Regions from separate parts of the Homo sapiens genome. Here region 1 is linked to region 2. A link is a contact called in ENCODE Hi-C or POLR2A ChIA-PET data. All regions are on one chromosome and are shown on one strand. The core of a region is the stretch at or near the end of the contact, and the rest is flanking DNA. Distances in the headings are between cores, read along the strand shown. Region 1 overlaps HDAC4 (histone deacetylase 4). Region 2 has its middle 45 kb from the start of LINC02991.

What was found. A loop is a pair of places that touch in the nucleus more often than their neighbours do. ChIA-PET counts read pairs that join two places held with the same protein, here RNA polymerase II (POLR2A). Pooled maps may share reads with other maps.
Region 1: a loop to region 2 is called in a pooled map, with 3 times the contacts of the local background. The contact joins two enhancer-like sites. A Hi-C loop is called at or near these places in 4 of 50 pooled maps. POLR2A ChIA-PET finds 5 or more read pairs at or near these places in 3 of 52 experiments (BJ, MCF 10A and WTC11).

What each region holds. Positions count from the first base shown.
Region 1 is chr2:239,287,905-239,291,821 of GRCh38, forward strand. The region is part of intron 2 of HDAC4 (histone deacetylase 4); the gene reads right to left. Among named protein-coding and RNA genes, the nearest start is that of MIR4269, 16 kb to the right of the region's middle. RefSeq lists enhancers at 3,286-3,815, 3,816-3,917. Within about 2 kb of position 1,792, at least 10 of the 41 ENCODE cell types and tissues checked have a DNase peak (open chromatin) inside an H3K27ac peak, as active enhancers do.
Region 2 is chr2:239,621,648-239,625,711 of GRCh38, forward strand. No RefSeq gene overlaps it. Among named protein-coding and RNA genes, the nearest start is that of LINC02991, 45 kb to the left of the region's middle. Within about 2 kb of position 1,689, at least 3 of the 41 ENCODE cell types and tissues checked have a DNase peak (open chromatin) inside an H3K27ac peak, as active enhancers do.

The DNA.
Region 1 (3,917 bases), core at 542-3,041, 330 kb before region 2:
GAATTAAAAGTTCAGGTTATCAGTAACCATTAAAGATGTTAAATCAGTAGTTAAAACATCAAACCACCAAGGAAATATGAACCCCAAATAGTCTGAGGTTAATTTTTACAAACTTTCAAGGAATAATTAATTCTAATCTTAAATAAACTATCCCTGTAAGTTAAAAAAAAAAAAGACCTTAAAAAAGGAAAATTACCGTCCACTCCAATTCAAGAACAGAGATGAAGAATCCTGAAGCGCTAGCAAAGTATGAAAATGACAAGATTTATCACAAACAAGCTGAATCCACTGGAAGAGATAAGGGAAGTTTAACAGAAAATTAGAACAGAAAACTATACGATCATCACAACAGACGGAGTAAAAGCATTTGGCTAATGGAACACAGCTATCCATGAACTTAACTTGAAAAAGGGAATCTAAAATAACCTATGTCAAACATCATACTTAAATTGGGAAAAATGTTAAAAATCTTCTCTTTAATGTCAAGGACGACAGAAGGAAGTCCAGTATTTCTGCTCTTACTCAAAACTGAACTGGAATTCCCAGCTAGCACAGTAAGACAAGGAAAATAAACACAGGAATTGGAGAGGAAGACACTAAACTAGCATCGTTACTTTAACAGTCTTTGTCTTAGAAACCCTGAAGAATTTACAGAAAAAAATTTTTAGAAATTATAAGATTTTAATAAGATGATTGGATATAAAAATAAAATATAAAAATCAACTGCAATTCCAAAAACTAGCAAGGGAAAACTTAATTAAAAAAAAAACGTATTGTCTGCAACAGAAAAACAAAACAACTACAATCTACCAAAGAATAAAGAATAAATCTAACTTGACACGTACAAGACCTTTATAGAGAAAATTATAAAAATCTATTGAAAAAAGACAGTAAAGAAGACCTGATGGAGGGAAAGAGAAGCCACACACACAAATATACTGTCAGGATGCCAACCCTGCCTTCAAATTCATCCATAGAGTCAATGCAATTCCAATCAAGTTTCAGGCTAGGCTTTTTAAAGGAACTTGTCTCTAGACAAGTCACAGCTTAGGAGGAGCTGGGACAATTGCAGGGAGGGGGCTGAGACAGGGGAGTGCGGCTGCAGCGCCTGTCAAGGAGACAGTGCCCTGCTGGCCCCAGGACAGGCTCTGGAGCAGCTGAGCACAGGGAGGGTCCAAAACAGATTGAACTTGGAGGATGAGCTGGCCGCACAGCTATCCCAGAGAAAGGGTGTAAAGTGTCAAACATTATGGTTCTCAAAATGAGAAAAGAAAATGAAACTGATCCCCACCCTGCACCCCACACAAAAACCAAAGGCTTAAGTATGAAAGACAAAACGTCAAAGGCCTTAAGAGAAAATATACAAGGTTATCTTTATGGCCTTGAGGTAGGGAAGGTTTTTTGGTGGTTGTTTTGTTTTTAAATGAAATACGAAAAAGCACTAACCACAAAAGAAAAGGTCTGTGTTTTGTCTTAGTCGAGGTGTCATTTAAGAACTGTTTTTGCATATAACTTTTCTTATGTTACAATATGTGTGTGTGTTTCCAGATCAAGGAAGTCGAGTAAAACACTTCTAAGTAACATTTTTTCCTTCTTCACTCACTAAACCTTTACTGAACTCCAACTAAGTGCCCAGCACCAGGCCAATAAAGAATAAAAAGACAGGAGGAGCAGAGGTCTTTTCTTCTGGAAATCCAGGCTGGGGAGAGAGCACACATCACAGGGCAGGAGCAGCAGCCCCTCAGCCACTGTGTTGGGCACGCAGGGCCCCTCCCAGCCACCTGGCTCATCTGATGTGGGAGCCCACGGAGAGCAGAGAGCACCCCCCAAAGTCCCCGCCTGATGGGGCACCAGAGCTCTGCCCGCTGCCTGATCCTGCCCAAACTCTGAGAATGCCCCTGGTTATAACCCTCCGTTTCCCTACTGTACACACTGGTGCACAAATCTGCATAAACCCTCACTTCATAATCATCCTTCAAATTACACCTAACCTTATCCTCTTGATGGTTCACCACTTCCTAAATTTTAAAACAGCATCGTGATCTTTACTCACCATTTTTGAGTTAAGGAAAACAAATGAGAGAATAAAATTAACAAAGTTCTATCAACTACAGAAAAGATCTTATTTTCTAATCCAATTACGGCAAATAAAAAAGGCATCAAGAGTTAATATAAATGTACACTCCATTGAAATGGCTTAATCAAAAGACACAACATTAACCAGGAAAAATTCACTCAAGTCTTGTCATTCAAACTTAAAATATATCAACATTTTTACTAAATTTATTTTTTTTCAAATGTGCACTAACATTTTCCATGTTATCAGACTTTACTCTTACCTAGTTCCCTGTCAGCTGAGCTAATTCCTTAACTATAAAGAAACAGAGCACCCTAAGGCCAGGCTGTGGGGACACCCAGAACCAACGGCACGTGACATGAAGCACCAGCGACATGGGGACACCAGCACCAATGGCGTGAGGATGTCCAGCACCAATGAGTGGCCCATTTTATGTGGCTGAAGGACACCTTCTGTGTGGACTAGGGAGAATATGGTAAAACTGGAGACCCTAGGAGTCTTCCATATCACCCCAAGAGAGTTTTGGAGAGAAAGGGGATTTAGAGTGTCAATCTTTAGAAAAATCAAACAGGCAGGGCAAGCTCCTGAAATGGGAGTAGGCACACACACACACACACACAGGCACGTGCGCACAAGCAGTCACGTACACACATGTACGCACACACAACCACACATGCGCGCACGCATGCATTCAGTTCGCACGCGCATGCACACACACGCACGCACACACTCACATACGCACTCACGTACGCACACACGCGCACGCACTCACACACACACCACACACGCTCCCGTGTTTAGTGTGTTTCTAGGGCACTATGGGGAGGGCCGGGGTTCTATACAGGGCCTGGCCCACCTGAAAGTCCATGTGAAAGGCAGCCTCCAGGGCTCCTATCAAGTGGGTGGCTTCGCTCATTCACTCAGGAATTTTTCGTGGCACAGTAAGGCAAGGGGTGGGGATTTTTCTTTAAAAGCTTTATCCAATCATGACTAATGGAATAAGTGAGCCAGGCCTCAAGAAAACCGAGGACAAAAGGAAAGAGCCGTTCAGAAGGCAGCGCCTGCCTCCACCTGCTGGTGCGTGCCCGGGACAGGGAGGACGGCAGGTTTTACCAAGCACTTTCAAACAGAAATCCAAGTTCCCAACAAAGAAAACCCCAAATACAATAGTCCCTGGGGTCCTTGTTCAGCCCCCTTTTGACTGGGACGCTGCCGTCGAGTGCCAGGGGGTGTTATGACAAAACTGAAAAGCATGGCGGGTAAGAACGTTCCAAGGCATGGCTCGCCTGCCAGGGCTGGCCCGGGCTGGCCAGGGCCAAGTGCACACGGGGATGGGCCTTGCCAGGCCAGCTGCGACACCACAGGCTTGCTGAAAATAGCCGGTGTTTGTTTACATGGCCTGGGCTGAGAGCCTGATCGCCCTCAAAGAGGGGTCCCCTGGGTGGCGGGGGGCCTGAGGGCACACAGGAAGAGCTGCAGTGGGATTTTCAAAGAAACGTCATCATCTAGAGACCCTGGAGCTCTGGAAAGCAGGAAGGCCGCTAGGTCGCCCCTCTGGAACTTTGGTTTTCATGGGTGTCAATGCGCAGCAACCCACGGTAGGGCCCGAAGCCAGCCTGCTGCTCAGGCCTGGAGAATGAAAACAGCTTTAAAAGACAACCTACAATTAACACAGGGACAATTATCTTCCTAATTTAGGTTAATTTCTACTTACAGCCCTAGCTGGCAGGTCGGGGGAAGGGCAATATCTATGTAAGAGCTTCTTATTTGGTTCTTCTAAGTCCACACAGATATCATAAAGAAGATTTCCAGTGTCCACCATCGCCTTCTAGAAAAGGGG
Region 2 (4,064 bases), core at 439-2,938:
CCCCAAGTTTTGGGCACTCTAGTCTTTAATATCTCAGCCTCTGTCCTAGCCAAACTCCTTTCCACCATCTCAGTCCAGTGTTAATCGACTTGGTGAGGACTGGGTTGGTGTCTGCCTGGATTTCAATCCCAGTGCTTGGCCATGCTTGCTTGGAGAGGCGGGTGCAGCCTGGGGCTGGGGGTGTGGGTGGGAGAGAGTCAGGCACTCCCACCCTCCGCATGCGGTGCTTCTCCCACGGCTTAGCTGCTGTGTGCCTTGCCACCTTCCTGTGGACCCGGGCACTCCTGCAGCCCTGGTCGGTGTGATCCTCTGATACTCGGCTCAATGCCATCCACCAGGGATACTGGCCCATCCTCAGTGGTTCCAAGCTCCCACAGCACCTGACCTCGCTCTGTCTCACTGAGTCTTCTCTATCCTTTATGAGCCAAAGTGTGTCCCCTTGAATTCATATATTGAAGTCCTAACTCCAGTACCTCAGAGTGTGATTTTCCATGGAAATTAGTTTCTATTTTTTTATTTTTTTTATTTTTCAATTTTTATATATTTAGATGGTACTAGTACAGATTTCTTACATATACCACATATGGTATGGTGAAGTCTGGGCTGTTAGTGTATTTCTCACCTGACTAGTGAACACTGTCCCAAGTAGGTAATTTTTCAACTCTTACCCCGCTTCCGCCCTTAGAAAGAAGATTTTCATTTATGTATTTATTCTTCTATGCACTCAACTCCAAAGAGATTTTTTAAAAAAAAACAATTTCAACTTTCATTTTAGATTCAGGGGGTTCACGTGCAGGTTTATTACGTGGGCATATTGCGTGATGCTGAGGTTTGGAGTATGAAAGGCCCCGTCACCCAGGTAGTGAGTGTAGTATCCTGCAGGTGGTTATTCAGCCCTTGCCCCTCTAGTAGTTCCCAGTGACTATTGTTCCCATCTTTATGTCCACGTGTACCCAACGCTTAGTTCCCACTCGTAAGTGAGAACATGCGGTTTTTGCCCTACTGTTAATTCACTTAGGAAAATGGCCTCCAGCTGCATCCATGTTGCTGCAAAGGGCATGATTTTATTCTTTTTTATGACTAAGTAGTATTCCATGGTGTATATGGACCACATTTTCTTTATCCAATCCACTTCTGGTAGGCACCTAGGTTGGTTCATGTCTTTGCTATAATTATTTGTAGTGCTGCTGTGAACATACAGTACATATGTCCTTTTGGTAGAAAGGTTTGTTTTTCTTTCTTTTTTTTTTTTTTTGAGACAGAGTCTCTCTCTGTCACCCAGGCTGGAGTGCAGTGGCGCTATCTCGGCTCAATGCAACCTCCGCCTCCTAGGCTCAAGCTATTCTCCTGCCTCAGCCTCCCAAGTAGCTGGGATTACAGGTACCCACCAACATGCCCGGCTAATTTTTGTATTTTTTGTATAGACAGAGTTTCATCATGTTGGCCAGGCTGGGCTTGAGCTCCTGACCTTAAGAGATCCACCAGCCTCGGCCTCCCAAAGTGCTGGGATTACAGGCCTGAGCCACTGCGCCCGGCCAAATGATTTGTTTATATACCCAGTGGTGGCTAGGTCGAATGGTAGTTTTATTTTAAATTCTTTGAGAAATCTCCGAACTGCTTTCCGCAGTGGCTGAGCTAATTTACGTTCCCACGAACGGTGCAGAAGCATTTCCTTTTCTCTGCAGCCTTGCCTGCTTCTGTTATTTTTTGACTTTTTAATGGTAGCTGTTCTGACTGGTGTGAGATGGTATCTTGCTGTGGTTTTGTTTTGCATTTCTCTGATGATTGATGACGTTGATTATTTCTTCATGTTTGTGGGTCACCTGCACATCTTCTTTGGAGAAGTGTCTGTTTGTGACCTTTGCCCATGTTTTAATTGCCTATGTTTTTTGTTTATGGAATTGTTTAAGTTCCTTATAAATTCTGGATATTGGACCTTTGTCAGATGCATAGTTTGCAGTATTTTCTTTTATTCTGCAGGCTGTCTGTTTACTCTGCTGGCAATTCCCTTTGCTGTGCAAAACCTCCTGAGTTTAATTGTCCCAGTTGTTAATTTTTGTTTTTGTTGCAATTGCTTTTGGGAACTTAGTCATGAAATCTTTGCCAAAGATGATGTTGAAAAGGGTTTTTTCTAGATTTTCTTCTAGAATTATGATAGTTTGAGTGGTCTTACATTTAAATTTTTAATCTCTCAAGTTAATTTTTGTATATGATGAGAGGTAGAGACCCACTTTTATTCTTCTGCACGTGGCTAGACAGTTGTATTCAATGAATGACATGTTTCAAGTGCTGCTGGATTTTGCTAGTATTTTGTTGAGGATTTTTGTGTCTATTCATCTGGGATATTGGCCTGTAGTTTTCTTTTTTCATTGTGTCTTTGCCAGGTTTTGGTACTAGGGTGAGACTGGCTTCACAGGATGAGTTAGGGAGGAGTCCCTTGTCCTCGATTTTTTGGAATGGTTTCAGTAGAATTGGTACCAGCTCAGCTGGGCATGGTGGTGTATATCTGTAATCCCAGCACTTTGAGAGGTTGAGGCTTGCAGATTTCTTGAGCCAAAGAGTTCAAGACCAGCCTGGGCAACATGGCAAAAACTCATCTCTACAAAAAATACAAAAATTAGCCAGGTATAGTGGGGCACTCCTGTAGTCCCAGCTGCTTGGGAGGTGGGAAGATTGCTTGAGCCTGGGAGGCGGAGGTTGCAGCAAGCAGAGATTGTGGCCCTGCACTCCAGCCTGGGCAACAGAGTGAGACTCTGCCTCCCGAACAAACAAACAAACAAACAACTCAACAAAACAAAACAGAATTGGTACCAGCTCTTCTTCATAAATCTGAATTCAGCTGTGAGTCCATGTAGCCCAGGGCTTTTTTTTTTTTTTTTTCCTCTGGTGGGTAGATTTTTTATTACTGATTTAATTTCAAAACTTGATGTTGGTCTGTTCAGGATTTCAATTTCTTCCTGATTCAATGTTGGGACCTTGTGTGTTTCCAGGAATTTATGCATTTCCTTTGTATTTCTGGTTTGTGTGCATAGATCTACTCATAACTGCCTCTGAAGTTCTTTTGTATTTCTGTGGGATCAGTTGTAATGTCACCTTTGTCATTTCTAGTTGTATTTGTTTGGATCTTTTCCTTCTTTTTCTTGTTAATCTAACCAGCATTCTATTGATCTTGTTTATCCTTTCAAATAACCAACTCTTGGTTTTGTTGATTATTTGTATTGATTTTTAGGTCTCACTTTTGTTCAGTTCTGCTCTGATTTTAGTTATTTCTTTCCTTCTAGCTTTGGGGTTAGTGTTTTGTTTTTCTAGTCTCTCTAGGTTTGATGTTAGATTGTTAATTTGATATCTTTCTAACTTTTTGATGTAGGTGTTCAGTGCTAGAAACCTTCCTCTTAATATTGCTTTGACCGCTTCTCAGAGATTTCGGTATGTTGTACATGTTTCTTTTAGGAAATAAAGTTTTTAAAAATATAATTAAAATTAAACAAGGTCATTAGGGTAGACCCTAACCCAATATGACTGATGTTCTCTTAAGAAGAGAGATGAGGACACAGACATGTATAGGGGAACACACAGGTGCAGACAGGGAGAACGCAGTCATCCGCAAGCTAGAGAGGCCTCATAAGGAACCAACCTTGCTGGCACCTTGATCTCAGACTCCTAGCCTCCAGAACTGTGAGGAAATAAGTGTTTGTGGTTTAAACCCTCCTAGCCTGGGGCACTTAGTTATGGCAGCCCGAGCAGACACATACTGCCCCTGAGAAGCGGGGCTGTGTCTTAGCGCCTTTGTGCCCAACACACATGGACACACTTAGAGCTGTGCTGAATGAGGGAGGGAGTGAGGGTTCGCAACCTTGGAAGTTCTTGTCCATTCCAAGGCCGCCTAAGGGGAAGAATTTCCTGGCCTCCTCGTGGCTTCGCCGCCCATGAAAGACACACGTGGGCACCGGGTCCTTGCAGGGAGGACCTTTTCTCTAAGGCACCACAGAGCCCGCCTCCCTGTCTCGGTGACCTTGCTTTCTCTGCACAATAGTTGTAGGGAGACTCGGGGAGCTTCCTGAGAG